Regions from separate parts of the Homo sapiens genome. Here all the other regions are linked to region 2. A link is an interaction called in ENCODE POLR2A ChIA-PET data of the cell type or tissue named here. Cell type or tissue: PC-3. All regions are shown on one strand. Each heading gives the region's core, and the rest is flanking DNA. Links, peaks and the distances in the headings are about the cores only.

Region 1 (10,792 bases), core at 360-5,359, 290 kb after region 2:
TGTTCTAATGCTTGAAATACAGACCATAGCATGCACCCATGTGCATGCCATGTATTTCTTGTTGAGAGTTTCTTGGGAACCAGTGAATTTGGCTGGACCATCAGAAAATTTTGTGACTTCTCCCTCTGCCTGTTGTCCAAATGGTGGAGAGATGGACCCTTGTGGCCAGAGAACACACTGGTGATTTCTCAGACTTCCCTTAGCATTTTCAGAGGATCTCAGGGTGCTCTTTCCCTTTCTCCTCCTTATTGGCTTCTTTGTTCCCATGGAATCACTGATGAAGCCCAGCCCTCCTGGAGTTAAGTGTGGTCAAATGGTAAAAAATCCCAGGTGTTTGTTGCTATTCATCTTTGTCTTGGACATTTTGGATGACTCTCCCCTCCTGGGACTAGAGACAAACTGAACTGACTTTCCAGGGCCTCTGTTGGTTTTAGCATGACGGAAGGGGTAGTGGCTATTGAGGAGACGGGAGAAGAGGGAGTAGAGAGAAGGGGCTGCCATCTTGATTCCACCAAGGATGTCCACGGTGAGGCTAGCCAGGACAGGATACCCAACCCTTCAGGCTAGATGTATCCATTTGTTTTCTCTGGGCATGTTTTCCATCTGTTTTTATGTGTGGGTGTTTATTCTCTTCTGCGAACTGGTCTGCCACACAACAAGGTGAGAGTACCTGCATCCTCTGCTGCCAACACCCACACAGTCTCTTGTGCAGGTCACTGGACACAGTAGGCACCAGGTAAATGCTGTGATTGAGTGACTGAAGCTGAACGGGCTCAATTAGAAGCAGTCACCAGTAAACCTCATTTACATTCAGTTCCCTTAATGCCACAAGTGTTCCTGGAGGGCTTTCTAGGTGCCTGGTACCACGCGGAGACATTACATTATTATTTTGGTCTGAAGCCAATAGAGAGATCAAATTTAGTTCTCCAGCCAAACCTGGTTTAATCATAGTTATTATGGAAAAAAAATTAGAAAAAAGGAAAGATAAGATGAAAAAAATCAGCCATAATTCCACCTCTGGGATAATTATTGTTAATATTTTCTTAAATGTCTCTAGTTTCATGTATGTTGTTTCACATAATTGAATTTACTTTTATATTCAATTTTGTTTCCTTCACTTCATTTCAGATATCATTTAAAATGTATTTCTTAACATAATTTTGCTTCTTTATATAACGGGTTTTCGTGTTTATAAAAATAATGCATGCCCATTGCAGGAAATTTGGAAAAAAGGATGAGTATAAAGAAGGGGCAAAATAGCATTATAAAACTTTCTCCCAGACAATGACTGTATTTCCTTCAAGTCTTTTTTTTGTATGAATTTATTTGTATATGTTTTACAATACTGGTACCCATACACCATGCACAGCTGTTTTAAATGTATTTTTTAATGTTTGGTAAAATAATATGTGCACATAGTAAATAAAAATGGTATAGCTAATAAAAATAACAGAGGGGTTAGGATGAAAAGCAATCCTGTTGCCTCCTCTCTCCCTTCCCCAGTCCTGATCCTCAGAGACAGCGGCTTCTAGCCCTTCTGGTCTTTTCTTCTGGTGGTTATGTCTTTCTGTATTTTCCACCTGACGTGGGTTTACCGCCATTTCCTGCTTATCAGTGTTGGACCTTATCCGCTAGACTTCCTGCTCTCATTATAGGCTCCTCTCCCCGCCTCGCAAATGGTTATAATTCCTTTACTGGTTACTTTTTGCTGCAAGCAACAAGCGTTTATCTTTTTAATCTTGTTCCATCAACTCTACAGTTATTTTGGCCCCTGCAACCCCTTCTTCACCTAGCCCCAGGTGACTACTATTTTTGTCTGTTCCAGAATTTCCTATAAAGGGAACTTACGGGTACGTCTTTATGTCTGGCTTTTTTTCCCTCAGTGTAACGTTTTTGAGATTCTTCTAGGTTGTTGTATTGCTCTGTTATTGCCGAGTAACATCCCACTATATGAACGAGCCACAATTTGTTTATTCATTCACCTGTCGGTGAACATTTGGGTTGTTGCAAATTTGAGGCTATTATGAATAAAGCTGTGATGCCTATTCATATTCAAGCATTTTTTGTGAACATATATTTTTATTTCTTGGTTAAATACCTAGGATGGGATTCTGGGTTATGTGGTAAGAGGCTGTTTCACGTTATGAGAACTTACCAAACTCTTCTCCAAAGTCATTGGACTACTTTAAACTCCCACCAGCAATTAATGAGAGTTCTAGTTGCTCCACATCTTTGCAACGCTTGGTATTGTTGGCCTTTTTAATTTTAGACATTCTAGTGGGTGTGTAGTGGGATCCCATTGGTTTAATTTGCATTTCTCTGATGACTACTAATGTTGAGCATCTTTTCATGTGTTACTGGCCATTTGCCTATCTTCTTTTTAGAAGTGCCTGTTCAAATCTTTTGCCACTTTTTAATTAGGTTATCCTCTTATTTAGTTGTAAGATTGTTTTATATTTTGGAGCTGAGTCTTCAGTCAGAGAGTCCCTTTGTGTGTTTTTGAACCCTGTGTTTCCCCCATCCAATACTGCATGGTAAGCAATTCTCTGTGTAGTGACTTTGTTTGGAAACATGATATTTAGAGTTTGTTAACATTATAGCATATAGATGTATCATTATTTAATAGTTTTATCTTTTTTGGACATTAATGTTTCCATTTTTGTGATTGCTCTAATAATGCATATCCTTTCACAAAAATCTGGTTTGTTCCTTAGGATAGATTCCCAGAAGCAGAGTAACAAGGTCAAAGGGCAGAACATTTTAAAGGCTTTTGATATATATATATAGTGACATATTGCTTCCCAAGAAATTTACATCAATTTTTTTTTCTTTTGAGACAGCGTCTCATTCTGTCATCCAGGTTGGAGTGCAGTGGTGCTATCTCAGCTCACTGCAACCTCTGCCTCCTGGGTTCAAGTGATTCTCCTGCCTCAGCCTCCTGAGTAGCTGGGATTACAGGTGTGTGCCACCATGCTTAGCTAATATTTGTATTTTTTGTAGAGACGGGGTTTCACCATGTTGGCCAGGCTGGTCTCGAACTCCTGGGCTCAAGTGATATACCTGCCTTGGCCTCCCAAAGTGTTGGGATTACAGGCATGAGCCATGGTGCCCAGCTGAAGTTTGCAGCAATTTTAAGCGCCCCCAGCAGCAGGTGAGAACCTCACTTTCCACTCCAACTGCTAGCTCTGGATATCTTTATTTTATTTTTTTTAAACACTGATTTAATGGGTGGAAATGGCAGTTGGTTTTAAACTGTATTTCTTAAATTATTAGTGTAGTTAGACATCCTTCCAAGTGTTCAGCAGTCATTTATTTTCCCTCTTCTATGAATGGTTTATTCATGTCTTTTGTTCTCAAATGGATTTCTGAGGCAAGCTTCCCAACTCTTCGAAGGAGCTGCAGCAGGTAGAAGTGTTTGGTGTTGGAACAGAGTTGGGGGGGCATGCTGGCAGCCAATCAGAGAGAGGGGTTGCTGGCTTGACGGGGCACCTGGGACACCCAGGGGCCCTGCACACGACCATCCATCTCTCCTGCACACTCCTTTCTTCACCCAGGCCAACGAGTTTGTGGAAGTTCCCATTTCTTTCTGTAAATCACAAGGGGGTAACAAAGAGGGAGTACCCCGAAAGAAAGAACAGAAACTTGCCTTCTGAAAGTTCAACTGTAACTTTGTTACCTAAGGGAGCATAACAGTGACATGCGTGGTCACCAGACAGGGTCAAAATGGCTCCAGGCCAGCAAGTTTTGATAGCAACCTCAACAAAAGAATTGCCAGACCTAAATAATGCTCATTACTCAGAAGGGGGAAGGGGTGAGGCTCTCAGGCATTAATACAAGTATATAAATGCCCCAGGTCCATGGGCAAAAAAAGGTCACAAGAATTATAATCCTCAACTTTCACTAGAATTTGCCTCAAACTGATGATGCAGAACATCTAATTCCTGCAAAGGGCCCCCCAATATTTTAAGCTCATACTCTTACAATGAGTCCCTGCATGTGGAGGTGGGAGTCCTCAGAGGCGTCTCTCACGAGCTCAGGAGTGACAGTCCCTCCCAGGTCTTTCTGGGAATCTCTAGGGCATGTCTCAGATATGCTCACAAATGAAAGACCCTTTTACAATATTTATGATAGTTCCCAAGTACTCCCACAGGTGAGCTCACAAACAAGTCTTCCCAAGTATTTCTGGGAACCCCTGGGGGCTATCTCACAAAGGCTTCCAGATGAGAGCTCGTCCCAATATTATGGGGGTCCCTAGGTAGTGTCTTTTATCTATACCATAACATGTTTCTGTGCCCAGATATTCCTGGGAATCCCTAGGGAGAATTGTACCCGAGCTCCCCAAAAGGGCTGCCTCTTTCTGGTGCAGCCACTGCTCTAGCTAGAAGCTCCCAGGTTCTGGAGCCTCCCCAAGACATCTGGTCAAGCACTACCATCTCTTACTGGCCGATGATGTCTCCCTGTTGTTGGAAGCTTTTGGGATGTCAAAGCTGCAGGATTTGTGAAGCAAAGTGGAGTAGAATCCATCTTTCTCTGTGGCCAAGCAGGGCCTCAGGGTGGCCAAGCAGGGCGGGTTGTGCCCCAAGGTTTTACCTAGTGTTAGTAGACAGTTCTTTGTACTTTACCGACAGTTCTGTTCTGAATGAGATTTGGATAGGACTCATGTGGGCTGGGCCAGGGGATGAATCTGAGGGGCAGAATTTTTCTGCTGATCATGGAGGCTTTGCTGCTGGCTTAAGTTCATCACATCTGACTCCTACTACCCCTGAGGTTGGACCCTTTCCAAGGAGACTCTTCAGGCCTCCTTGTAAGTGGGTATATTAATTATTTGCCAGTTTAAGGATAAAGGAATTTATTATAAGTTATGGGGTGGATTTTACCTGCATCAGGAAATGGGCCAGGAGAAATGCCCAATGACTATTAGAGCAGAAACACACTGCTGCGACCCCCTGGACCCACCTCATTGTCTCTGAAACAAGGGGCGAGGTGATAGAACCGTCACAGCTTCCCCCAGCAACAAAACACCTCAGTTACCAGTTCTGATCTCCCCATATATGGCTGCCATCTCACACTACTCAGTCCCATTTTCCAGTTCTCTCATGGATGTGTCTGCTTGGTGGAGAGTAAGTCATGTGGGGGCTGGAAATGGATGTGGTTTTCAGTTCTCAGTCTTTAAGTCCAGGAAGGCATGCTAGAGGGGCTTGGCATGAGTTAGATGAGCCATCGTGGGCATTCATGGACATGTCCCATCAGCTACCAGAAACACAGAGACGTGGCTGACCCAAAGTATAGGTGAAAACCATGCTTGGAGACAAAAGGCTGTTATGGCTGGACACAGTCCTAACACACTCTGGGGGCTGTTGCCCTGGTATGATGATTCAATCTGTCCATTCTTTGTGGGGATTATGTTCCTATTCAGTAGATGAGTTCATGAGAGTATCTTGTTTTAGTGTTAAATATTCAGGTAATATTACTAATGCCTCTTATTCTCGTTGGTTGACTGATTGACTCATCAAATATTTACTGAGCAGCTATTATGCACCAGGCCCTGCAAAGTAGTATTTAGGAATATTAAAAAGAATAAGATACTGTCTCTGTTCTCAAGAATCTTGCTGTCTCATGGGTAAGGCAGACAAGGCATCAGGCCATTTGAGATGCTGCAGACCAAGATGTTTCGGGATGAAGTAGGGATGGGTTGTGTTGGGTATATTGTTTCAGGAGAGAGTAAGCTCTGCACGAAAGGTCAGAGAGGGTGGAGATTAAAGAGGCCTTTCTGACCAAAGTGCCCTGTGTCGAAAGGATCAGTATCTTACTCCATTCACATTGCTATAAAGAAATCCCTGAAGCTGGATAATTTATAAAGAAAAGAGGTTTATTTGGCCTGTGGTTCTGTGGGCTGTACAAGAAGCATGACACCAGCATCTGCTTCTGGCAAGAACTTGAGGCTGCTTCCACCCATGGTGGAAGGGGAAGGAGAGGAAGCACGAGAGAGAGGAGGAGGCACCAAGCATTTTTCAGCAACCAGTTTTCTCAAGAACTAAGAGTGAGAGCTAACTCAAACCCGTGGGAATGGTAACAAGCCATTGATAAGGGCTTCACTCCTACAACCCAAACACCGGCCACCATGCCGTACCTCCACCAACACTGGGGATCAAATTTCAACATGAGACTTGGTGAGGCCAAACAGACCATATCCAAGCCATAGCAATCAGGGAACACTAAGCTCTGCAAAAAGGCTGAGTCCAGAGATAGGAGTGGGGATAGATCAGGACAGAGGAGTCAGTGGGAGCCAGGCCATGAAGGATCTGTAACTCTGTGATCTGAAATTCAGATTTTATCTAGAGGGGAATTCAGATTTTATTCTGAAGACAGCCAAGGAAGAGTTTTAAATGGTAGAGTACTATGTTCCAATTGTGTCTTCGAAAGATAATTCTGACAGTCATATGGAGTATAGACTGGAGAGGACCAGAGAGAGCAGATTGAAGACTCTATCCAGGTGAGAAGTTTTGAGACCTGAACCAGTGGCAATATTGGAAGGAGAGAACAGGATGGATAGGAGAAGTGTATAGAAGGTAGCCCCTCAGCACTCATCCCTCATGGGATAATCAGGATGATACAAAGGGAAAAGAAGTTAAGGATGATTGAGTGGAGGTTTTGACGTGCTACCCAGAACTCTTCAAGACCAAAGGACTTATTCCTCTAGCTCCTGGGAGAATTGCCCTTGGCTGAAGACAGCCATCTTGTCCAAGATCACACTGCCTTCCTGGACAGCCCACATCCAATGACTGGTCAACATTTGGGTGTAAAAGCTATTTTCCAGACTTCTCAACCCAACTCAAGACAACTTTGAAGGGCCATCCCTGCTTCAAATCTCCCAGAGGGCTTGGATGAGGCCTTGGTTGAGACTTTGTTGCAGCTCAACTTCCTCTTCTTTCCAACCTGCTTTTTTCCCTTCCCTTCCACAGGTGGGATGTGAAGAGCTCTTTCTAATACACCTCATTATGTTAATATCCATCTCAGAGTCTGCTCCTCAGGAAACTCATGCCTGCAATGTCTATCCTCCTGGCTTGAGAAGTCTGTAGATGGTGTTGTCATTCACTGATTTGTGGAATAGAGAAAGAGGAGGTAATTTGGAGTGAATGGGAGGGAGATTGTGAGTTCAACTTTAGAAAAGTTGAGTTTGGACTTCCTGAGACTTTCAGAGAGTTGAGACTAAAGTTCAAGAGAAATGTGTAGACTGAAAGTATAGATTTGGGAGTCGTTAGTATTCTCAGGTTGGTTGTCTTAAATTGGCCTTTATTCCAATCAGAAGCACATATCATTTTTTTTTGGAAATGAAGACGACATAATGCTTGGGTCTCTTGGTCTTTTTCTTTGCATCTAGCTCCTGACTGCATGTTGGGTTTCTGGTCCATTGGGTTATTATGGCCTCTAGCCCTGCTAACCCTGGGCTTGGTTCAATGCAATCCTCCAGACACAGCTCAGCTCTAGCCTCTCTTATACTTGCCTGCTTCATTTTTAGCCTTGACTCAATCCCCCCAACTTCCAAAAACCTGGCTTTCCTACCTGACTCCATGATCCAATATTAAGCATAGTCCTGGTGTGAATCCTTCTGATAATTCTAAGCATCCTAATGGTAAATGTTGTTGAGCTAGTCACTGTCAATCCCTGTCTTCCCCAGTCTCTCTCAGCTGCAGGTGGTGATGCCTTCATCCCATGGCAGAGGCTGGCGCTTTACTCTCTGTAGGATCACCCTCTGTCAGGATGCTGCCATCCCCAACTGCCTTTGAGCATCAACCTGTCTCACCTTGGGCCTTTTCACTGGCTCTTCTCCCAACCCCTGCATGGTTATCTGGTCCCTCCTTGTCATTCAGATTGTCATTCAGCTTCAAATGTCAGCTTTTCGGAGAGGACTTCCTTGACCACCCAATCTAAAGTAGCCATCCAGTCCCTATCACATCACCCATTTTTACTTTTCTGCATAGCACTTATTACTACCTGACATTTTCCTATGTGTTTATCTCTCTGTCTTCCCCTGACTGAAATATAAATCTGTAAAAAGGGAGGTCTTGTGAAAATTGTTCACCATTCTGTCTGTCCCCAGCTCCCAGAGTGATGCCTGGCACATGGGTGTTCAATATACATTGAATGACTGGCTAAGTGAATCTGTGATTTGGCTATTGTGGGTCTTTATTAGATTGAATTTATTAAATTGAACACCCCAGACAGTGTACCCACTGGAATGAAATCTGACACCCACATTTCCTGTCTCTGAGTTTCTGGCTTGCTCTAAAGAAAAGCCTGCCTGAAATATGACCATTTATGTTATGGAAATCCAGATGCACCCCCTGCTTCCTTGGCCACCAGTTCATTTCACCTCTTGGATGATGATTCTTTCTCATTTTGTTTTCTCCTGCACCACTGGCTTGATTGGTGGTGATTAGCAGAGGGTGGTCCATTTATGTGAAACACCTGCTTCCCACCTGTGTCCCCATGAGCAGACAGCTCTGGACCCAGTGCAGGAAGCCGGCGGGTGTCCTCCATGGCTGAGTGGGCTTCCAGAATTTTTTCCAGGAGTCAGATCCAAACTGGCACCATATGGGTGGCCACCTGTATGACATTTTGCCAGCATTGCATTGAACACATCTGCCAGCTTATAAAAGAGACCCCGTGAGGCCTGGGGCATCAAGAAGGATTGGCAGAAAAGCTGGCCCAAGAAGAAGGCTGAGCCAGAGGGAAGCAATTTCCACTTTGTGACTTGGTTGTGATTTAATCAGTCTCCCTTCTCTTCTTCATGGAACCAGCAAACACCAGCTCAGAAGACTGTGTTCTTGCATCACTCCCATTGATCTACGCTGAGATCAACACTCTGGGAGAGTGGACAAATGTGTCAAAGATTATTTTGCTCCAGCCCAAAGTACATATTGACACAGCAATGTTCTTATGTGTGCTAGTCAAGATTCTCCAGAGAAACAGAACCAATAGGATCTGTCATCCGTCTATCATCTATCTATCCAGCTATCTAGCTAGCTATCATTGATCCAGATCTAGATATAGATATATGAGAGAGGATTTATTAGGGGAATTGGCTTATACCATTATGGAGGCCAAGGAGTCCCATGACAGGTTTTCTGAGAGCTGGAGAACAAGGGGACCTAGTAGCATGGCTGTATTCAAGTCCAAAGGCCTGAGAAGCAGGAGGGCTGGTGGTGTTACTCTCAGTTTGAGGCTGACGGCCTGAGACCCGGGGGACTGCTGGTGCAAGTCTCAGAGTCTGAATGCTGGAGATCCTGGAGTTCTGATGTCCAAAGGAGGAGAAGAGTGTCCCAGTTCAGAAGAGAATGAATTTGCTCTTCCTCTGCCCTTTTTTTGTACCTGAGCTTTCAGCTGATTAGACAGTATCTCCCCATAAAAAGTAAGGGCAATTTTTTTTTTTTTTTACTCAGTCCACTCATTCAAATGCCAATCTCTTTAGGAACCACCCCCACAGACATACCCAGAAATAATGATTAATCAGCTTTCTGGGTTTCCCTTAATCCAGTCAAGTTGACACCTAAAATCAATCATCACACCATGATGAACCAGACAGGGTGGAGGGTGTGATTATTCCCCTAGTCATTGCATCATAGCCATGTCATTCATCCAATACCTAGTCATGCTACACTACATGCTGATGAACAGATGTTGTCCTTTGGGTCGGTGATAAGACTCACAGAACCAAGAGTCAACACATTTGATTGTATGGGTCTGGGTGGAACACACCAGCCAAAACTGTAAGGGAAACCCTGAGCTACAGGTACTCCATTTGAAAACATGTCTCAGTTTTGCATGTTTGGTTTTCATATGTGATTTTGCCATCTATTTTGTATGTGTGATTCTGCCATCCTAATCCTCAGTTATGCTCACCTCAAGCTATTGCCCCACTGGGTAATTTACAGCCTTTTCCATTTTTTTCCATGAATTTAATCATTTAATACTTTTGAAATGGTTATTGTTTCACGTTATAATAGATACAGGGGATATAAAGTTGACTACAACAGCATCCTTGCCCTGTAGGAGCCCACAAGCAGGCGGGGGAGATAGGTATTACGGATTAATACACTGTAATAGCTCATGAAGGGGACCCTGCTGTGCTTTGCGTATGGTTTGTTTCCACTGAAGCTCATGTTGAAATTTGATCCCCAATATGGTGGCATTGGGAGGTAGGACCTGTGGTAGGTGTTTAGGTCTTGGGGGCAGATCCTTCATGAATGGCTTGGTGCTTTCTCCTGGTAGTGGGTTCTCCCTCTGCAAGACTGGATTGTTTTCCCTGGGAAACAAATTAGTTCCCATGAAAGTAGGTCGATATAAAGCCAAAATACCTCTGGGTTTTGTGTCTTCATACGTGTCCATTTCCCCTTTGATCTGCCATGTTGTGATCAGCAGGAAAGCTCCCACCAGAAGCCAGGGCTATGCCCTTGAACTTTCCAGCCTGCAGAACCATGAGCTAAATAAAACTCTTTTATTGGTTAATTATGCAGCCCTGTGTATTCTGTTATAGCAACACAAAACAGACTAAGACAGACCCTTATCCCAAGTTTGGAGGAAAGAGGAATCAGAGAAGGTTTCTAGAGAGAGAAGGCTCTTGGGGTCAAGTACTGGAGGAAGAATAGGATTTGGTCTTGTAGGTGGAGAAGGGAAAGTATTCTAGGCAAAGGTGGCAGCATGTGCATAGGCTGCTAGTGAGAGCAGAAGAATCACTGGGACACCAGGGGTAGTTTCAGTATGACAGCAGCTAGGTTCACGCATGTGCAAG
Region 2 (10,792 bases), core at 2,321-7,320:
AGAAAAAGAATGGAAACTGAGGCTGATGTTTCAGTTTTCTAAGGCAGCTATGCTGACAGTAGTGGCGATGGGGGCTGGGTCATAAAGAGGCACCAGAATCCAGGCCTGTTTATTATCCCAACCTCTGCAAAGTAACTTTTGTGGTTTTTGAGTGTTTTGAAAGTCACTAGAAAACAGAAATGTAGCCAAATGTTGCAAACCTCTGGCCAAAAAAATCCCACAACCACTGAAATATTTTTTGCCCAGCTACGACCCAACAGGGGAATTTGTAAGCATGGCCCTAATTTTAAATAGTCTTTAAATATGAAGGTAGTTAACAAGGAAAGATGGAGAGTGGCCTTGGGTAGGGGGAGGATGGAGGAGTGGGTAAAACCACTGTGTGGTATGGAACTCTGCAAAGATTGTTGTTGAACTGCAAGAGAGACTGATATTGTGATCCATTGCAAATTCCAAAGTTTTCTAGTTGTTTGAGTGACTGGGGAGAGATGAGGTGTTGTAGTGTTTTTGTAATTTGTTTTTCTTATTGGTCCGGTTACTGGTGTTTCACAGTCTGTCAAACCATATGGATGAATGGAGCTAGCATCGTAAAACTGTCACTGAGGGAAGGTTTTTGAAGCCTGTGATTTGCATTAGAGTTTTAAAAGCAGTGGTTAGGAGGTGTTGGTGGGGCAGAGGGAAGAGGAGCAGACTGGAGAATTTCTAGGCTGTGTGTTTGTGAATATTAGTGTGGCAGGCAGTGGCAAGGGAAGGGAGAGAATCCCTGAAGAGGTTACAATTTAGGGGCAATGTGTGGAAGCAGGGAGGGGTGAGAGGATTAGGTTCAGAGCTCCTAATAATGGGGTTCAAATAGCCCGCATTGAGTCCTCACCAGCCAGGCCTCAGTTCTGAGCCTGCGGAACAATGCTGGCACATGTCTAATCCCCACTTTGCACCCTCTCCTCCCTCTCTGAATCTGGGGACTGTGATCATCTCAGGTTGCTGATAAAAGGTTTTTTTTTAGTTGTTGTTATTCACCTTGAAAATCTGCTGTTTGAATGATCTGCACTTGGAAGCTCCACCAGAAAGTTTTTCCCATCCTCACACTTTCACCTGCTATTGATGAAACCCGTCTCAACCTCTTTTCCTCTTCCATGTTCATTTCTCACCAGTGGCTGATTTTTTGTAGCCTTAGTGACTTCAGAGTAATGGAGGAGAAAAAGCTCTGGGAGAGGAATCCCAAGCCTTGAGCTCCGCTTCCAGAGCTACAGGCAACTAGCTTGTGATCTGGGACACAGAACTTTGAGCCGCATATTCCTTGTCTTTATGATGGTGATGTACTTTGATTCCCCAAATTCCTTTCAAGCCAACAACTTTCTGGCTCTTATTATGGTGGATTAGGACAGAGAGGACAGCTAGGGGCCAGAGTTCTGATTTTTTCTTATTTTTAAAGTGTGGCTCTAAAGAGAACATTTAAGACTGGAGACTTCCACAGTTTCTTATTCTCTGATTCAGTCTTGCTACATGGTGCTCCCTTCTTGGGGTTCTAAGCTGGGTGGAACTTCCTATCCCTTCTCAAGGTCTGAGGCTGAGGACCAGGTGGTGGGCCATTTAGAATGTGGGCTTTTCCTCTGGCTCTTCCTTTTCAGTGATTTTCTTCTCACTAGCATCCCATCCAGAAGCTGATGAGAATGAGGAACTTGAAGACCAATTGGCCTATTTTGACGTGGATAAGCACTCAGTTTTTGGTGGTTAAAAGACTGGAATCACTGAGAACATCTGTATTTTGCTTCCTTTTGTGTGTGTGTGTGTGTGTGTGTGTGTGTGTGTGTGTGTGTGTGTTTGGAGGCAGAAGGGTAACCAATTTTCCAGCCAGTCCTCCGGTCTGGACTTTATTTGTCCATGATCTCTCTGGCCTTCTCCTCTACCATGGCACCTATCCCAATTAATCTGAAAATAAAGTGCTTATTTTATTTTAATTTGGGCAGCCACAGATACCTGGATGTTTAGTGAGCTGAAGTAAGTGGACCTGTACTGATGTCTCACTGAGCTTCCTCTAGCATACCTGTGTTACTGCTGAGGAAATGGAGGTGCCCAGCAGTTGTGTGGAACTAGCCCCTACCTGAGTGGGTATTAGCCAAGACTAGACTGGACTTCATGCCTCCCCTTCAGTGACATGTCTCCAGAACATCTCAGATTTCAGTGGGGACATTATTATCAGGCTTTTCTTTGGTGGAAAGCTTCCATGGCAGTTTTTTTGCAAGCATAAAGAGAAGGGGGAGGAGGTTGCAGAACTCATCAGAGTCTACACAGGAGCTGGTGTGTAAATTCTGAGACTTTAAAGAGAAAACAAAATGGTCACCCTGACCTCCAGCAGAGAGAGGCATTCCCTCAATTTTTCTTTATTGTGCTAAAATATACATAACACACAGTGTACCATTTTAGCCATTTTAAAGTGTGCATTTCAGTGGCATTAAGTACATTTATTTCTAATCTTTAGTAGAGATGGAGGTCTTGCTATGTTGCTCAGACTGGTCTTGAAATCATGGCCCCAAGGGATCCTCCCACCTTGTGCAACCATCACCACCATCAGTTTCCAGACCCTTTTCTTTCTTTCTTTTTTTAGATGGAGTCTCGCTCTGTCACCCAGGCTGGAGTGCAGTGACGCGATCTTGGCTCACTGCAACCTCCGCCTCCCAGGTTCAAGTGATTCTCTTGTCTCAGTCTCCCGAGTAGCTGGGACTGTAGGCATGCGCCATTACACCTGGCTAATTTTTGTATTTTTAGTAGAGACAGCATTTCACCATGTTGGCCAGGCTCGTCTCGAACTCCTGACCTCAGATGATCCACCCGCCTCAGCTTCCCAAAGTGCTGGGATTATAGGCATGAGCCACCGTGCCCAGCTGCCCAGACCCTTTTCATCATCCCGGAGAGAAACTTTGTATGCATTAAACAATACTTTTCCATCCCCTGCTTCCTACCATCCCTGGGAACCACCATTCTGCATTCTTAGCACCCCATATCAGGGGAAACATACAATATTTGTTCTTCTGTGTCTGGCTTATTTCACTTAGCATAATGTCTTCAATGTTTGTTCATCCATGTTGTAGCATAGTCAGAACTTGATTCCTTTCTATGGCCATTGTATGGATAGCCCACTTTTTGTTTACCTGTTTAACTGCCGATGGGCATTTGGGTTGTTTCACCTTTTGGCTGTTTTTGAGTCCCCATTTTCATTTCTTTTGGGTTTTCACTATGCCTAGGTCTCCTTCATTTTTGGACTGTAAAATCTAGGGACTAAGCTAGGCTCATGCCTGTAATCTTAGCACTTTGGGAGGCTGAGGCAGGAGGATCCCTTGAGCTCAGGCATTCAAGACCAGCCTGGACATATCATGAGACCCTGTCGCTACAAAAAATAAAAAAAAAAGCCGGGTGTGGTGGTGTACACCTGTGGTCCTAGCTACTCGGGAGGCTAAGGCAGGAAGATGGCTTGAGCCCGGGAGGTTGAGGCTGCAGTGAGCTGTGATCACGCTACTGTACTCCATGTACTCCAGCCTGGGTGACAGAGCAAGACCTTATCTCAAAAAACAAACAAACAAACAAACAAACAAACAAACAAACAAACCCAAAAAATTAGCGGCTACATTTCTAGATAATATAGGCATTCTCCACCTTATAAACTAAACAAACAAAAAAACCCAAACCTAATAGTATTACAGAATTCAACCTCTCTGCCTCTCCCTCTATTGGTAGTCCATTGCGTTCTGGGATAAACACACTGGGAACTAGGAACCCAGAGACTCAATTCTCCCATCCCCAGCCACAGGGATTGCCTTCCCCTCATATCCCCCTTCCTGTTTTTTTTTTTTGAGACGGAGTCTCGCTCTGTCGCCCAGGCTGGAGTGCAGTGTCGCGATCTCGGCTCACTGCAAGCTCCACCTCCCGGGTTCACGCCATTCCCCATTCCCCGGGCTCAGCCTCCCGAGTAGCTGGGACTGCAGGCGCCCGCCTTACGCCCGGCTAATATATATATATATATATATATATATATATAGTATTTTTAGTAGAGACGGGGTTTCACCGTGTTAGCCAGGACGGTCTCGATCTCCTGACCTCGTGATCCGCCCGCCTCGGCCTCCCAAAGTGCTGGGATTACAGGCGTGAGCCACCGTGCCCAGCCTATATCCCCCTTCCTTTGAGGGCAGGGACTCCTCGTGGGGGTCAGGGTTTGGGTTTGAGGCAGTTCCAGGGGCTGTAGCACTAGCAGTTACCTGGTGAGGCTTGGAGTGAAGGCTTCCTAGGTGGATGGAGATGTGATGTCTGACAACAGGAGGTGGGTGGAAGCACGGTGATGACAGGATAGCTTGGGGGGCAGGAGTTAGCAAGTCAGGCCTGTCCTTCCAAACAGCCAGGAGAGCTTGTGTCTCCCTTCTCCTCCCTTCCCCTTCCTCCAGCCTGGCTTCCCCGCAGCGGCCCACATGAAATAATGGATGTGGAAACATTTCAGAAGGTGGAAAGTGCAAATGTGAGGTGTTACTATGAGAACTAAAAGTTTCCTGTAGCTGATCATGGCCTCCTCAGGCAGTCAATAATACCTACTATATTAAACATTATTTTAAATATTAAAACAAAAATAAATGTTTCTGGCATTACCCATCACATCTAATCATTGTTTCTCAGGAAATGCAAGGTCTACTCATCCAGGCTGTGTAAATAGCCCTGGGATCTCAGTGGGATTTTCCTATTGTCTGGGTTTGAAATAAGTGAGAATGTGAGCTCAGGGGAAACCCTCATTTCATTTCCGGTCATAGCCCTGACCTGAGTTCACCCACCAAACCAGAGGAAGCAGAAGCGCGGTTGGTAGAGTGGGGTGCTCTTCTGGGAACTTGGGCCTTTGGTCCTTGCCTGGTCTCTGGCTCCTCCTTCAACTGAGATGACTGAGGGAGAGAGAAGAAGTGGAGGCGGGGCAGGGGCTTAGATCTGCTTGTGAATAAGGAGAGTGAGCTGTTGGCATTGGAGGTCAGTGGCAAGAATGGATTCTTTTTCTTTTTCTTTTTTTTTTTTTTTTGAGACAGAGTCTCACTCTGTCGCCTAGGCTGGAGTGCAGTGGCGTGATCTTGGCTCACTGCAACCTCTGCCTCCCACGTTCAAGTGATCTTGTACTTCAGACACAGGAGTAGCTGATATTAAAGGCACATGCCACCACACCCAGCTAATTTTTGTATTTTCAGTAGAGATCGGGTTTTATCATGTTGGCCAGGCTGGTCTCGATCTCCTGACCTCAAGTGATCTGCCCACCTGGGCCTCCCCACGTGCTGGGATTACAGGCGTAAGCCACCATGCCAGGCCAGATTCTTTATAGAAAAGTAGACCAGAGAGCATTGCGGTGGGGTCAGATCTCAGAGTTACATGCATGTCTTGGTTGCCAGCCTTGGAAGTGGTTCAGATTCAGTCTTGCTGCAAAGCTACAACTTTCTTTATTTTCTTTTCTCATATATTTTTTGGAGATAGGGTCTCACTCTCACCCAGGCTGGAGTGCAGTAGTGCGATCACTCTGTCACCCAGGCTGGAGTGCAGTGGTGCCATCACAGCTCACTGTGGCCTCAAACTCCTTGACTCAAGTGATCTCCCACCTCAGCTTCCCAAGTAGCTGGGACTACAGGTGCGTACTGCCACACTTAATTTTTAATTTTTTTATAGAGATGGGGGTCTCACTGTGCTGCCCAGGCTGGTCTTGAACTTCTGGCCTCAAGTGATCCTCTTACCTCAGCTTCCCAAAATGCTGGGATTGCAGGTGAAAACCACTGCACTTACTTGGCCCTGCAACTTTCCTTTACAAGAGCAAATGAAGCAAAAAACATCATCCCTACTCCTGCTGTCCTCAACCAGCAACTCTCGATACATCTTTGGCTGCCAGTTGAGCACAACGAGAACTCTCTCATCCTCTTTGGAGTTCCTTCATCCCACAACCAACATGGATTGCCTGCCTGCCCCTGAGAACTAATCAGCACAGCCACCTGACTCCCTCCCTACATCGAGGAGCTTCCACTCCAATAGAGACTTCTGATCTGTCTGTTTCTTCTCCTAGACCCTTGTTTTTTGGCAGGGCAAAGTAAGTGCTAGCAAACCAGGAGGCTGACTGCTGCCCTCGGCTTTTCCTAGGAAAACCACTATAGGTGAGGGGAGTGGGGAGAGGGGCGGCAACGCGGTGCTGGTGATAGGGGGAGGGCAGGGTGGATGGGGCAGTGGGAGGGGAGAGAATATATTCTCTCCTGCTAATTATTTTCCCTGAGGACTTAGCCAATGCAGAACCATCTATTATCGTGGGAGCGCTCTATGGTAGTTCTGCCTGTGATGAATGCTAAGTGGAAACAAGCAAGAAAAATTAACAGGCGGCTGCTTCTGTCCACCTAATTAAAATGCATATCCAAATGCATAATTCCTTATGTTTCCCCATGCACACACTCCCCTTCCAATCCCAGTTCTATGGAGGAGAAAAAAACACTTTCCCCCAATCATTTCTCTTGATTATATTTTCATCAAGGAAGAACTGGAGGGTTTCCCCTTAGAATAGAGAAGGGCCTGTTCTTCTAACACTTCTGAAATAGCTGGCTTTTGACTTAGATTGAGCCCCAAAATTTGGAGCTCTTTTTCATTTTACACACAAAAACTAGCTGCAGAAAAAAGGGAGAAGGAAAGAAGTAAAGAAAGAAAAAAGAGTTCCCACCATTTCTGCTGACCTTTTAGTTTTGTGTTAAAAGTCTGGCTTTGATCAGCAATGACAATTTTGAGGATCTTTTCTGTCTTTTCTTCCTCTTCATTACTTTCCCTGACTCTGCACTGCCTTCCCTGGTCCCTCAGATAAACATAACCCAAGTTTTGTAGAGAGATTTTAGAAGACGAAGACACAGCTACCTTTGCAGATCAAGTAGAAAGAAAAAAAACCCAAAGCTTCGGCCTTTGGGGGCGATATCAGAGGTTCCAACGTCACAGTCCTAAGTATGTTTTGAATCAGACAATACCTCTTCATCCTTATCTTCCCCCCCTTCACTTACCCAGCTCATCATTTTCTCCCTCTCCAAAGAATAACTTTATTCAGTGGTCATAAAATATTTAATAAAACATGAAACTTAAGTCACTGTGTTCAATTTGCCATCACAGCCATCTCAGTGGCAGACCCCCTTCCCCCAGCTGGCCCACCCCCTCCTGAAGCCCCTTGCCTGCCCTCCACAGCAGCCCCAGCTGTTGATTTATCAGGGCTGGCCGGCTCAGCAGTGCATGGAGATTGCTTTTAATTAACTCTCTTCATTTTTCCCAATCTTCAGGGAGCAGCAGCCCTTTAATGATTTTAATATTTTATTTGGATTTATATCTGCCTTATTTGTTGTTTGACATCCGCATTTGTTCTTCCTGAATCACCTCCAGACTGATATATTTATTTGCCCCTTTTCCTCCTACCCCCAAGACCTTTCAAGGGAAGGGACGGTGGATTCCGAAGAAGGCCGTCTTCCCAGGCTTCCCACTATCGACACAGGGAGAATACCCAGTGTTGGCCTTATGTGATGGTTTGGACTGGAAACTTTGTCTTGGGAAACCCAGTCTCACCTGCCTCTTAGCTTAAGGAGTTTCTGAGCTTTGTGTTAAAAACAACAACAACAGCAACAACAACAACAACAACAACAACAACAACAACAACAACAGCTCTGAATTTTAGAGAATGAGATCTCTTTGCCTCTTTCATGCCTCTGTAAGGGAGTGAGTTGCCTTGGAGAGTTGGTTAAAAACTGCTTCCCCAGTTTCACTGTTAGAAGTAGTTTGAGGTCTATCATCCTGCTCACCCCAGCCTTCCATAGTTCAGTGGGGTTTTTGGAGCTGCAGGAGGATGATGGCTTTAGGGAAGGACTGGATGTACGTTCAGTCAAGTCTTCCTGCTGCTTTATGCGTCTTTAGGTGTGGGTGGCATCTGTTAAGCAACTTCTTGGAAGAGTAACCATAGGTACAATCTGAAAGAGGAAGTGAAGAGGCACCAATTGCCTTCTCTACTGGAGGCTGCCTTCTCCACTGGAGGCTGCCTTCTCCTTTAACCCTCAGTTCCCCTTCTCATGCCTATTCCCTAGAGGTGGGAAAACATACAACCAGCAGAACACTTTCCAGCTGGGTGCAATGGCTCATACTTGTAATCCCAGCACTTTTGGAGGCCTAGGTGGGCAGGTCGCTTGAGCCCAGGAGTTCGAGCCAGCCTGGGCAACAGGGCAAAATCCCATAGAAAAACTAGTTGGGTGTGGTGGCACGCGCCTTTAGTCACAGTTATTTGGGAGGCTAAGGTGGGAGGATCACCCGAGCCCAAGAGGTTGAGGCTGCAGTGAGCCGTGTTTGTGTCACTGCACTCCAGCCTGGGCAACAGAGTGAGACCGTGTCTGAAAAAACAAAAAACAATGCCTTTCTATCTTTCTCCTCTCAGCCTACCTTTGGCTGCAAAGTCTACTCCTTACCCCAACAGCCCCAGGGAGGCCTGACAAATAGACTTATGAGGGGCTGGTTTCAGAACTAGCTTGTCCACAAAATGCCCTTTTTGGCATCTGGGTTTGGTGATGTGTCTTCAGGGTTACTCGTTGCTAGGCAACTGCCAACTAAAGTTTGAGCCTGATCTGGCGATTGCAGTGAATTGCTCTGGGTGACTTGAATCCACATTTAGGGACTCCAATATGCAATATTGGCTCCAGGAACAGGAGGCTGAGAAGACACTCTTCCATGTGGCTTTATGGAAAGAGATACTGGTTTTTAAAGTCTAGCCCAGAGCCTGGCACACAGTCAGTACACACAGGTATTTGTTTTGGTGATGCCAATGGTAATTTCTTTCCATCTGCTTATACTGGAATGCTCTTCTCATCCCTTTAGTTCTGCTAGTTCTGAAAACTTACTATGTCTGTTACTGAGCCATATGCAGGAGACAGACAGGGAGAAACTGGATTCTATACCACAGTCTAGTGTGCAGGCTACTCAGTCTTGATGGGTGTTTCTTTTTCACCTTTCTTTGGCAATCACAGGCCCTTTCAAGAATCCTATGAAAGTTGTGGATCATCTCCCCGGAAAACACGCATATAGATGTGAACATCTGCCTATGGTTTTATGGGGTTCACAGACCTGGAAGAGCCCATCTCTGGATGCCCTGGAGGCCCATGGGCTCTAGGGTAAGAACCTCAGTGTGAGAGACGTGTGTGAACTTGTTAGTCTGAGGGGATGCTCTGTGTCCCTGCCCAGAGAGACGACTCTTGTCACACATTCCCCTGGTGTCTGAGCAAACTGCTTGTGGCTCCTCTGGGCAGGCGGTTTCCTCTGGGCAGGCGGTTTGATTGTCCTCCACCTCCACCCTGTCCCTGGGCGCACTTGATGCACATCTGTCATCTTCTGGATGGTTTAAGTGGTCCCTCTCCCTGGTGGAGCCCTTGCTGACCCTCAGGTAGAACTGGCCACACCTGCCCTGGGCCATGCAGAGCTGAACATACTCTTCTCTCTCAGTCACTGAAATAATTGACAGGAGTTAGTTAGCAGTAAGGGCGTGGAAGGCAGGGACAGTAGCCACATATGCCTTTCTTTTCTTTTTTTTTTTTTTTTGGAGATGGAATCTCTCTCTGTCTCACCCAGGCTGGAGTGCAGTGGTGCGGCTCACTGCAACCTCCACCTCCTGGGTTCAAGCGATTCTCCTATCTCGGCCTCCTGAGTAGCTGGGACAATAGGTGCACACCACCATACCCAGCTAATTTTGTATTTTTAGTAGAGATGGCGTTTCACCATGTTGGCCAGGCTGGTCTCAAACTCCTGACTTCCAGTGATCCACCCGCCTCGGCCTCCCAAAGTGCTGGGATTACAGGCATGAGCCACCAAGCCTGGCCACATGTGCCTTTCTGTCCCAAGGACCTAGCCTAGCAGGCACGTAGGAAACGTGTGGGGAATAGTTGAGTGAGCGAAGCCTGCAGGCAGATACCCTGCTCTGCTGCCCAAGTTTGCTTTTAGCACTCTAGAAAGTTGACATGTTTCTCATTCTCTGCCTTCACGGCAGGAATCTGAAAAAGGCAGAATTCCTCCCCAAAGAGCCTTCAGTTTCAGGAGTTGGGAAACAGATGCAGGTTTGGCCTTGCTTGCATGTAGGATGTGCATTTATGACATGTGGCAGCCTCGCTCATTCTAGCCTCTTGTTTCTTGGTCACTTTAAAAAGCTTGGCTTTCTCCCTTTGGTCTTGAGAAATAAAGACAAACCTTTTTGCTTTGCTTTCTTTCAGGGGAGTAAGTAACCTCTGGCTTATGGATAGCCACTGATAAATCAACTTCATTTTTATTCAGTGCCTCCTCTATGCTTAGCTGTGTGTGGGATTTCCTTTAGCTTTATTTATACTGGAGGATTCTTTTTTCTTTTGAGTTTTTAAGATAGAGAAGACCAGAAGATGCAAAGCACTGTAATGGTTTAAACCCAAGGCTGGGTTCTGGTGAACATCTGCTGTCTGTTCCATGGAGCTTTAGTCCAGTCACTGTTTTTGGATACATCTTCTTTGAGAGAATGCCTTTTGTATACTTTCACAGTATCAATGCCTAGAGAGAGAATGATTTTCCCTACGACTCTGTGTCCCAACCAAGTATAGCAGATCACTTCATTCATCCTTCAAAAAGGATGGCCTAGGGCTCAAGTGAGGGCCTTTCTCTCTTGTATTGAGAGAGATAGAGATACCAGCGTATCATTATAACTTTTGTATGTCCTCCAAATAATTCTGTGTTGGGGGCTTTTTGGAAGAGGGTACCACCAGAAAGAGGCCTGAAGGAG
Region 3 (10,792 bases), core at 3,871-8,870, 270 kb after region 2:
ATGGCCCCGGAGTTCCCCTCTCAGCTTCATTACTCCCTGAAGAATGGGCCCAACCCATTCTTCATCTTTGGAGGCCTCAGTTTCCCCATCTGGAAAGCGGGGATAGCAAGCCAGCTTGTGGGCTGGCACTGTCAGGGTACTACAAGCAGACAAAAGTCTCCGTGGTCACATTTATCACCTCTGTGTTCAAAAGAGGACGGGGTTGGTAAACTTTAAATTGGTCTCTTTTTTTTGAACCCCAGAGAATGAGATAGAATCATAGGATGCATGTGAAGGATCAGAGTTTTTGTGTTGCCTCTGCCATGGAGTAGCTGTGTGACACTGGGCAAGTCACCTAACCTCCCTGAACCTCAATTGCCCACCTGGAAAGTGGAGATAGTAACACTTGCCCTGCCTATTCCAGAGTGACACTGGGACTCTTAAGCATCATGTTACATAAACAAGCACTGCAGAGCCATGCTTGTCTGGGAAGAACTCCGGATGTTTTCCATGTCCGCCTTCTTGTGTGCATTAGCCAATGTTAGACGTCTTCTTCAAATCTCCCTTGTGACCAAAGGGAGTTTATATTGCCAGGGCTGGGCTGCGACCAAGGAAATCATGACTTGCATGGGCTGTGGGGTGGAGGTGAGGGATGTACATGGGGTTGGGGACTTTAAAATGAAGGTACTCAGGATACTCCTTCTATAAGATTAATGCAGTTGAGAATGGAAAGGTGACTTTTAGAGAGGGCTATGATTTGTTTCAGTTCATGGGTAACGCTCACTTTCCGACCAACACTGCCACTTTCTAGCTGACTGACCTTGGGCCAATGACTTCAACTCTCTGAGCCTCATTTCACATGTCTGTAAGGTGGGGAAACATGGCCTATCCAGCATGGTCTTTGCAGGTATTCAAGGTGACATTGGTAAAGATCCTGGCCCGGGTCTGGCATGATGATGGTCCCCACTCCATGGTAGCTATTGTCATTTTCTGCAGAGGCCACCAAATGGAGATAATGATGTGGTTGTCTTCCGGCTCAAATGCTGGGAACAGCCAGGAGAACTTTGCTGGGCTTCACCCCTCTGTACTGTGGCTCCAGCAAACCAGAGAGGTGAGGCTGCCAGACCCAACCGGAAGTGGAAATCCTGTTTCCTGTAGGCATTTTTGAAACCCTGCTTTTTGGATCTGTAGCAAATCCAGTGCAGGCAACATTATGTGGAAATAGAAACAGGGCTCCTGCTAGGAGATTGACATTCTGGCTTTCCTTTGGAACCCCTCACTGACTCATCGCCCCTGAAGCAGGAGCCAGCAGGTCCCAAGGCTCCCCTGCTCCTGTCCCTGCCCCAGGGCGAGGTAGGAAGCCGGAAGCCTGGGCAGGCTGAGCCCAGCCGACTGGAACCAGGGAAGAGCCTGTGGGTGGGTGGAAGGGAGGGAAGGAGGCCAGATTCCTCCAGAACTGGGGAAGAGAACAGGTTTTGAAGTTGGGGGAGGGTTTGGGTTTCACAGTGATGGTTTCATGATACCCTGGAGGGTTGCACACTCCTGGTGCATTTTTGTATTCGTGCTTTGAATACAGCCCGCTTCCTTTCAACCCTCCGCTTAAAAAGTTTTGATGTTTTAAGGAAGAAAAATGAGATGATTGTTATTACTTTTCCTTTCGGGGCAAGTGGAGGAGACCTGTGCTCTTTTATGCCGCTGAAGAAAGGTTGCTGGCAACCTCAGGCCTCAGGACTCAAAGAAGAGGGGCTTATAGTCTCCTCTTTGGGTCTGTGTGTGAGGAGGTAGGGGGTGTTGCGCCGCCCGTGGCCCAGGGCGGGCCCTGAGGACCACATCCCTGCCCCCCAGGCTGGTTTTTAGCCTGTCGTGGAAGTGCTGGGACAGAAGCAGCCCCTTCTTCTCTCACTCCCCGGCTGCCCCTCCTAGCCCCTCTTCAGGGGGTCCCCATGTCTCAGCCCGAGGGAGAAGTTGGCTCTGGCCAGAGCCACGCTCACACTCCCACAGGATGCCGCAAGTCCCAGGCCTGGCTCCTGGTAGCAGTGGTGACTTGGTGTCCCTTTTAGCAGGCTTCCATTCCTGGGGAGGGAGAAAGACAGGGGTGCCTGGGGAAGGGAGGGTGGGAGGGCATTTGGGAGGGGTGAGGATCTCTGGTGGAAAAAGGCAGAGAGCTGGATGTCCTCAGGGAGAAATCCTCGAGCTAAGGAGCTGGAGGGCAGCAGGTGGGAGTGAACAGTGATTGTAACTCTTTTTTTTTTTTCTGAGGCTTGTGATCCTGGGCAACAGATTATTATTATTATTATTTTGTAAAAAGGCCAAACCTCTGCCCAGTTCTGAACACTGATTCAGCTCCCTCTTTCTTGAGGCCGCCCGTTGGTTGTGTGGGGTTTCAGGGATGCTTCTGAGGGCAAAGTAAGCCCCTCACCCAGCTGGGGAGAGAAGGCAGTGAGGGAGGGCTGGATCATGCCTGCAGCCTTGGGGAGTGAAGCATTTCCAGGCACTGCTACCAGAGGGGTCAGGCCCCCAGGCCCCTGTCCCCCAAGCCCAGGACACCAGTAGCTGGGAAGGGAAGAGGGGGACTGGCCATCCTGCTCCTCTCCCCTCTGCAAAGTGGACAGAGCTCCTCCTCTTCCTGCTGTGTGTTGCCCGTTTTGAAATCTTACTCCCATCCCCAAAGTATGCTTTTGGATACCAGGTGAAGGGGAAGGATGGTGATGGTGGGGAACAGCTGTTTTAATTTGCCTCAGGCCTATGAATCTCCCTACCTGAACCCCAGCTTGCCATAGAGTCTAACTGGTCCGTGGTCAGAAGGTGGGCTCCATAGCTGTCTGGGGGTTGGGGCTCCCTCCCCCATTTCTGAGCATTCCCAGGGTTTGGGAGTCTGCTTATGATTCTCTGCCAGAGGCCACGGCCACCAGCCCTGAGTGTGGAAACAATGGGACAGATGGGTTGGTTCAAGGCCTTTGGGCAGCTGGTGGTGGGTCTTGGAGAGCTGGGAACCCCTTCCTAGGGAGGCTGGAGACCCTCTGGTCTGTGAGTGGACAGCTGAGAGTGGGGCAGGGGGAAGGAGGGGAGAGGAAGATGGGGGTGCTTCCTGCTGGGCACCCGGGATGTGGGAGGATAGACAACCTCCCAGGCAGAGCGAGTGGGAACTGCCTTAGAGCCTCTCAGCAGCTGTCCCCGGGGAGGCCTGGCTGTGCGGCGGGCGCCCCCTCCATGTGCGCAGCCCAGGCAGCTAGAAGAGAGGCCCAAAGGAAGAGCTGTCAGGAAACTCTGAGGAGGAGGGGTCCGGGCTTGCCAGTTCCGTACCATGGGTTTTCTAGAAGGAACAGGGAACTCCCTGCATGAGGGGAAAGATTTGGAAGTGAGTGGGTTCCTGGGAACAGGCTCTCTCTGGGTTCTGAGTGAGCCCTGGCTGTGAGGGGGTCCTGAGGTGACTCCCCAGGGCCCTTTGTTCCAGCTTCTGTCCCCACTCCTTCCCTTTCTCTGCTCCAGTGCCAACCTCAGGTCATAGGGCAGGTGGCCTTGAGAGAGGGACCTTCCACAGTTCCCCTTCTTTGGCTCCACCAGGAGAAGGGAGTATTTTGCTGATGGCGACATTTCCCAGGGCAGGCCAGAGGAAGGCAGGAACCAGGACTGGCAGGCAGCCAGAACCCTCTTGGACAGAGATATAATTACTTATCATGACCTCTAGCCCAGGCATTGAGCAAAATGGCCCTGTAGGCTGGCACCAACCCTGTCTAGCAAATAAACGCGGCCATGGTGGGGACGGGAGGGCAGGTAAGTGGGCCTTGTAGGAAATGGCAGAGGCCTGTGAGCCCCTGGGGCCTATATATTCCCTCAGCAACACAACCCTACAGACTCCCAGGTTATATTTTCACTCACTGCATCCCATTTGCTCATTTGCTCGCCTCTCTGCATCTCTGTTCTTCATTTCAATGTTATGAATATTGATGATGAGAACAGGAATGCCCATGTGCATGCGCGTGCGTGCACGCACGCACATACACACACACACACACACACACACACACACACACACACGCCCTACTTAATGAACCAAAGGGAAACTTTGATGTTGCTCCAGGACAAGAGGGAGAGCCAGGGGCTGCCAGGCAAGGTGCATCTTTCCTGAAGTCTTCTCCAGTCCTGCTCCTCCAGCTCTCAGCCTCTGCACAGCCACCAGGGTTGCAAAGGGAGCCTTGTGCTTGGAAAGCTACTGGCTCCGCGACCTCTCTCCTTCTCTTCCCTTCGTTCACCTATGCTTCTTTTCATGAAAGATATTTGGCAATAGTTGGGTACTTCAAAAGTCTCAATTCTGCTATCAAAGGGATGCAAAGCTTTTATGGCTAGAATGGGGTTTGTGGTTTATACGGACTTGGTTTGCCCTTCCATGTCTACTCCCCACTGAGACCCTGATTCTCCTCCTGCCCTCTCCCTTCCCTGCACTGTTTCCTCCCTTCCCTCTGCCGTGATAGATGCTAAGGAGTGGGGTGGAGGTGGGAAGTGGGAAGCAACAGTGGCGTATAGGAAAAAGAAAATATACCCCGTGCACATTTTCAACATGTAGTTGAAGAAGCCTAAATTAGGTACTAGAAAAAAAAAAAGGACAGAAACACTGCCTGATATGTGAGCAAGAGCATGAAAATATAGAATGATTATCTCAGAGCAGAGGAGGTGGGGAGCAGGTGGCTGGAGAGAGGCGGGGTAGGTAGGCAGGGCGTCCCTGGCTCACCAATGCGTCTGGTCCACATGGCATTTGGGAAAGCAGATGGGTCATGCTTTTGCAATGAATGGTCAGATGCTTAGGGGGCATTTGTGCTCCTCTGGCCAGGAAAGGGAACAGAGTCCATCCAAGCTGCCCCCCACTCATCTGCCATGGTTGTCCACCCTGGGGGTTTTTCCTCTGAAGGAAAATGAACCCATCTTTTGCCTGCCATGAATCATTGCAGGGCAGGCTGTTACTGGCTAAATTAAAACCCTTGGCAGGGCATCGACTGTGTGCGAGGCAATGCTCTAGGTCCTGTAGGGGCTGGAAAATAAACCGCATGCTGGCCTAGCCTTCAAGTTGCTTTTCAGCCATGAAATTAAGCTCTGCCAAGCAATCGTGATTGTAGGTCAAGTATCGCGCCATCACGGAAGGTGTAAGTATATGTAGGTTTCTCTGTTGAGGATGCGTGTTCCTCAGTAGAAGACAAGCAGGTGGAGGCATCCAGTGATTTCTACCCTGTGGAGGCTGAGGGGTCGGGGGAAGAAAACAGATGACCTCAGCCTAGTTGCTTTAATCTGCTTTTCCAAGCACTGGATGCCCTTGGATGACAGCATCCTCAGCATTAAAACTGGTGAACTGATGAAGTCACCTGGCCTGGAGTGTGTTGGGCAGCCAGTGTCCCCAGAGCTGCTTGTGGGTTTCTGGGGTGGAAGGCAGGGAGGTGCAACTGGCAGGGCCTGATCAGAGGCAGAAAATGACCCCCACAGTGGTCTTTTCCCTGCTAGAGAAAGCAGAGAGCGGGACTGGGGGGGTGGGGGCTTCAAGTACAGATTGGGCACACTCCACCAGACCCCAGCAAGGTCAGCTGCCCCACGCCTGTATCTGGCACTGCTGGTGTGTGCAGGGATGAAACCCAGCATCAGAGAGGTTTTCAGCAAACCTTCCATGCTCACCTTTGGCCAGGTGCTTGTCAGATCCTAGCTTCGTGCTGGCTTAGACTCTCAGTTGTTTGTGTTGACAGCATTAGGAATAAACCGTTTGTTTCATCTTTCCTTTTCTCCACACGTGTCACAGCCAGATTTCAGCTTTGAGTTATTCCCTGAAGAAGCCACACCAACCTTGCTTTCAAGCAAAATGCCTGGGCTTGGGGGAAGGTGTGTATCTGTCCATGTGTGGATGTTGGCTCAGAGCTATAGCTTCTCTGTGGGGGGTGGCCCAAGGGAAGGCTCCTCTGGGGCCCTGGATGGCACATGACTCCCAGTGAGGAGAATTCTGGTGATCTCTGTGGAGGTAGTCAGGGACACAAGGCTTGGCTGTGAGTCTGGTTTTAAAGTGCGTGACAGCCTGAAAAGCATGCAGGGGTTTGGTCCACTCACCTACTTGAAAGCCTGTGGGCAACGTTCTTTTGAGCCAAGACTTCTCTGAATGGCCCTGCTGGTGGAAGGGGTGAGGCAAAGGCCTCTGACTTGGACCCTTTCCACACCAGACTGGCAGCACTTCCCCCAGGCAGCCAGTGGTGGGCCCTGAGCCCTCAGGTCCCCAGCTCCTTGAGGGATGAACCTGGGAGCCCAAGAGCCAGTGGCTGAGCTCTGAGAAGGCTCCATCTCCCACCTGCCCTTGAGCGCGCTCTCAGGCTGAGAACACGGTCTCATCAGGCGCCTTCCTGGCCTGATGCTGTGCTGTCTACGTCACACGGTCGATTCACAAAAGCCAGAACTAGACCTCAACCAGGTCATCTCCCCGTTGCCAAGTGGGTTCAGGGTGAGGGCAATTTGTAAGCTCAATTTCTCTGACAGCCAAGACATGGAGCATCTCTGCTAAGAAGCCAAAAGAAATTGGTTTTCTTCTTCTCATTGCTGAAGCCCCTCTGTGTCTCTTCTCAGGGACAGGCTGGTCCAGTGGCTTTGGTGAGGGCGCCTCCATTTGTGAACGCTGGGATTCCTCTGGGTGGGCTTTGGCAGGTGGCTCCTATGGTAGGAAGGATGACCAGGTCCCTGGGAATGAGCTGCCTACCTGCTGCTCCACGAGGAAGCTCAGGCCTGCACAGGCTCCACCAGGCCTTGGATGCCCTCTAGTTGAGTCAGAGACCCTGGAAACACACTGAGATCTCCAATTGCTGCCTCCATTGATGTCTCTAGACCTGCAGATACGAAGCAAACCTGGGATTGCTTCTTCCAGGTATGGGCACCAGAGAGGGAAGCCACTGCAACATTTTATCCCCATCATTCCAAAATGCTTGCTTGTCTCTTTTACCTCACACTCACAACTCCTTCTGAGACTCTCAGTCATAAAGGAATGACCAAGAGAGTGGGTCTCCAGTGAGAGAAATGCCTATGAAAGAGGGTTTCCCTTTTTGCTCTTTTGAACACCCTCCCCACTGATCCTTGGGACCCAACGCCGCATTGCCTCTTGCAGATGAGGTTTTGCCTTGGGCTGCTTTGGTACTTCAGACCAGGACTGAGTCTGACACAGCTTTCATGAGGTTACAGAAAAGGGCTACAGATTTGGGAAGCTGTGTGTAATGGTCTTGAGACAATATCTCCATTTGGCCCACCCTGGCTTCTCTAAAAAGCAACGACAGCAACAGACAAACAAAAAGCTCCCACCTCCCACCCCGTTAGCTGTCCTCCTCCTTCACTGTGATGTGGTTGCGGTCTCTGTAGGTGTGTGTGCCACCCTTGTCCTCTGTCCTCTGGGGATGTGCCCTTCCCACGTGTGTCAGGTTCCCACTCTTTCGTGGTTCCTAACGTGAAGTGCTGTGATGTTTCTGCCCTGCCTAAGGAACGTATCAAGCTCTCTCAGTGTTTCAGTGTTGGAGATTGAGGCTGTGCCACATCTTCTGCCATCCTAAGGGGACATGATGGTTCTGTGATTCCCAGAGAGCTGGCAGATTGTGACAATCTCCAGGAGAACCTACAGATTGGAAGCAGCCCACACCTGATGTGGACTCCTGACCCGGGACTCACTCTTCATTCAGAAGACTGGTGGCCCACGTGCCAGGACCACCCCACCTCTCTTGCTGCCTTTTCTCCTGTCCTGATGGGGTTCTGGGAGGGAGACCTGTCGCTGATGAGATGAAGAATGTGGGGATCGAGCAGCCTTCTTCTTTGGGACCCCTCGATATCCCATGGAATGCTCGCACGTTCTCAAAGACTGAGTCACAAGCCCCTACCCCTTCCTTGCTGTGGTTAGTATCTTGTTCTGTGATTGGTTAGCAATGTTGACTACCCACGTAGTGAATCTTTTGTCTGCAATTTAGAGAATGTGTAAACAAATAAAAGGCTTTAAAACTCTTGGAAACTCTTATTTTCCCTACGGATAGTTAGGACCTCACTTGCAAATGTAGAGATCCTGTGGGGGTAGAGCCCTTTCATGTTGGGGTGTGCAGTAGGACTGCATTGTGTAAGAGAGAGAGAAAGAGAGAGAGGGAGAGAGAGAAACACGCATGCGTGTGCATCAGGCTCCAGAGAAACACTAGTGCTTTCATGGTTGCAGGGAGACTCCAGGAGCAACAAATTCCAGGTCTCAGTTGCTGCCTGGTGATGAGCTTCTGGCCACGTCATACATAGCACCAGGGAAGCCACAGTCACCGTGACAGCTTTCATGGGCACAGTGGGCAGCATAGCTTCAGGCCTTAACTGAGAGCTTCATCTGCAGGAGTAGAGCAGCTCCTTTTCTGGAGACCCCTCAGAGAAGCTCCTAGGGCATCCTGAAAGGAGCCCCCTAGATTTTCTAGGAGAAGGGAGGTTGATGAATCAGAGATGACTCACAGGAGAGGTGGGGGAATATGGTTGGGGAGAGAGAGAGACCTCTGGTGCAGGACCCATCTAGAAGCCAGCTGAGTCATTGCTTCTTTTCTCTCAGCTGCCTTCCATGAAGGCAGTGAGTTGGCTGCCCTGGGCAAGGAGCAAGAGGTATCACAGAGGACACATCTGCCCCTAGAGTCTCTAGAGTCTGCTTAGCAATGGCCTTAAAGCAACAGCCTGTGGGTATAGGACTCCTGGTCCATGCGGGAATTGGTTTCCTGAGGCTGCAAGTTAAGAGTCAGTCTCCCAAAAATAAATTTTAGATAGATAAATAAAGGCCTCTACTCTATGCTAGGTACTGGGGCTACAGCAGAGAAGACAAAGCTCTACCTCTCATGAGGCTCACAATCTTGCCAAGGAGGCAGGCACCAGACAGGTAATAGTACAACATGTGATGAACGGGGTCAAGGGGGAAATTGAGGGAACTAGAACATGAGCTCCCTGGTCTCGATCAGTCAGCGTGGTTTTAGTTGGAAGCTACTGTGCATTTTGGTAAGACACAGGTGGGCATGGCAGTGGGAAGACACCATGTCACTTTTTATTCCTCCCCTAAGTGAGTGCTGCACTGTTCTTTAATGAGTCATCCATGCGCCTTCAGCCTTTGCTTTTCTAAGCATAATGTGGGGCCGTTATTTCGGCAGAGAAGCCATTGATGGTTGCTGCGGACATGGGTCATTGAGCAGGTTGTCGAGCCATCTCTGCAGTGGGAGAGATGTTCGCATTCAGGGACCAGAGGGGAAAGGCCAGGCCTTCACCCAAAGCAGTTTCAAGTGACAGCTGGACCTGCAATGCTGAACTGCTAAATTCAGCAATCAGGGGGACTTAGGCTCATATAACAAAATCCAGGCAGCAGACGATTACACAGACACCCACATTCAGGCCTTTCATCTGCACAGAGAGCTGTGCACATTTCTGCTTTAACCCCAGGGAACCCGGCATTGCATCCTAGTCTGCTATGGTATGAATGGTATGTCCCCCAAAATCCATATGTTGAAATCTCCACCCTCAGGGTGATGGTATTAGAAGCAGGGACTTTGGGAGGTGATTATGTCATGGGGGGCAGAGTCCACATGCACGGCATTAGTGCCCTTATAAAGGAAGCCCAAGACAGACCCCTTGCCCCTTCACCATGTGAAGTTGGAGTGAGAAGGTGGCTGTCCATGAGGAGGCAGGCCCTTGCTGGACACCGAATCTGCTGGCACCTTGATCTTGGACTTTCCAGTCTCCAGAATTGTGAGAAATAAATTTGGCTTATTGTTGATAAGCCACCCAGTCTATGGCACTTTATTATAGGGGCCCAAACAGACGAAGACATTTTATCCCATCAATTTCTGAGAGAGGTCTTTTGAGAAGGCAGTAGATGTGCCATGTTCTGTTGGACCTGAGAAAGTTAACTATTATAATGCAGCCCAGAAACTGACATTGCCCTGAGTCAGAGGGATGGAGGAGGGAGGGGGTGTTAGTCCATTTTGTGTTACTAAAGGATATGCCTGAGGATGGGTAATTTGTAAAGAAAAGAGGATTATTTGGCTCATGGCTCTGCAGGCTATACAAGAAGCATGGCACCAACATCTGCTTCTTGTAAGGACCTCAGGAAGCTTTCAATTGAGGAGGAGCAGGTGTGTCACATGGTGAGGGAAGGAGTGAGACAGAGAGGGGGAGGTCCTAGACTCTTTTTAACAATCAGTTCTAGTGTGAACCAATAGAACAAGAACTCAGTCATTACCTACCGCTGGGAGGGCACAAAGCTGTTCATGAGGGATCCACCCCCACGACCCAAACACTTCCCACTAGGCCCCACCTCCAACACTGGGGATCACATTTCAACACGGAATTTGGTGGGAACACACATCCAAACTATCAGCGGGGAAAAGTGGAAGGATCCAAGTTATGTTCAAGCAAACGCAGAGCAGAACGGCCTTCCTCTGCTTTTTCCCTGGGGAGAGGAAAAGGCTTGGAATGGTGGTGGAGTGAGGTGGCGAGACCTAGGAAGAAGGGACCAGTGGGATAAGATGTTGATGAGTGGCTCAACACCCGGCAGTAGTGGGAGTCTAAGGGGTGGGGTTGCGATAGAGATATAATATGGTTTCCCCTCCCTGGGTTGGCAGAAAGGCTACTGAGAGAGGAATCAGAAGTTCTAGATCTTGTCTTATCTGGCTGGGTGACATTTGACTTTATAGATACAGGCATGAGTTTCTATAAAGTCAGCCCTAGACTTAGCGGGTTTGGGGAAGGGGCCATGCAGATCGAGGTATACATGCACCAAAAGATCATGCCTGTCTTCCAGCCCCCAGAGTTGGCC

What was found. Peaks named below come from ENCODE experiments on the same cell type or tissue, not always from the same donor. Only the 100,000 strongest peaks of a DNase experiment are listed, where the experiment ranks them.
Region 1: POLR2A ChIA-PET joins it to region 2 with 9 read pairs; 2 of 35 experiments call an interaction of 5 or more read pairs at or near these places.
Region 3: POLR2A ChIA-PET joins it to region 2 with 5 read pairs; 3 of 35 experiments call an interaction of 5 or more read pairs at or near these places.

What each region holds. Positions count from the first base shown.
Region 1 is chr14:72,581,591-72,592,382 of GRCh38, reverse strand. It overlaps a transcript of RGS6 not described here. Among named protein-coding and RNA genes, the nearest start is that of MIR7843, 70 kb to the right of the region's middle. RefSeq lists an enhancer at 3,488-3,537. In PC-3, for the core only: no CTCF peak of the experiment used is centred there; no DNase peak of the experiment used is centred there.
Region 2 is chr14:72,878,179-72,888,970 of GRCh38, reverse strand. All of the region lies in intron 1 of DPF3 (double PHD fingers 3), which reads left to right. Among named protein-coding and RNA genes, the nearest start is that of DPF3, 11 kb to the left of the region's middle. RefSeq lists a silencer at 6,804-7,004. In PC-3, for the core only: no CTCF peak of the experiment used is centred there; a DNase peak (open chromatin) is centred at 4,730; H3K27ac peaks cover 2,199 bases.
Region 3 is chr14:72,606,219-72,617,010 of GRCh38, reverse strand. It overlaps DPF3 (double PHD fingers 3), which reads left to right. Exons shown (of 11, transcript NM_001280542.3): 11 at 1-7,977. It also overlaps a transcript of RGS6 not described here. Among named protein-coding and RNA genes, the nearest start is that of MIR7843, 95 kb to the right of the region's middle. In PC-3, for the core only: no CTCF peak of the experiment used is centred there; DNase peaks (open chromatin) are centred at 8,190 and 8,520; H3K27ac peaks cover 1,662 bases.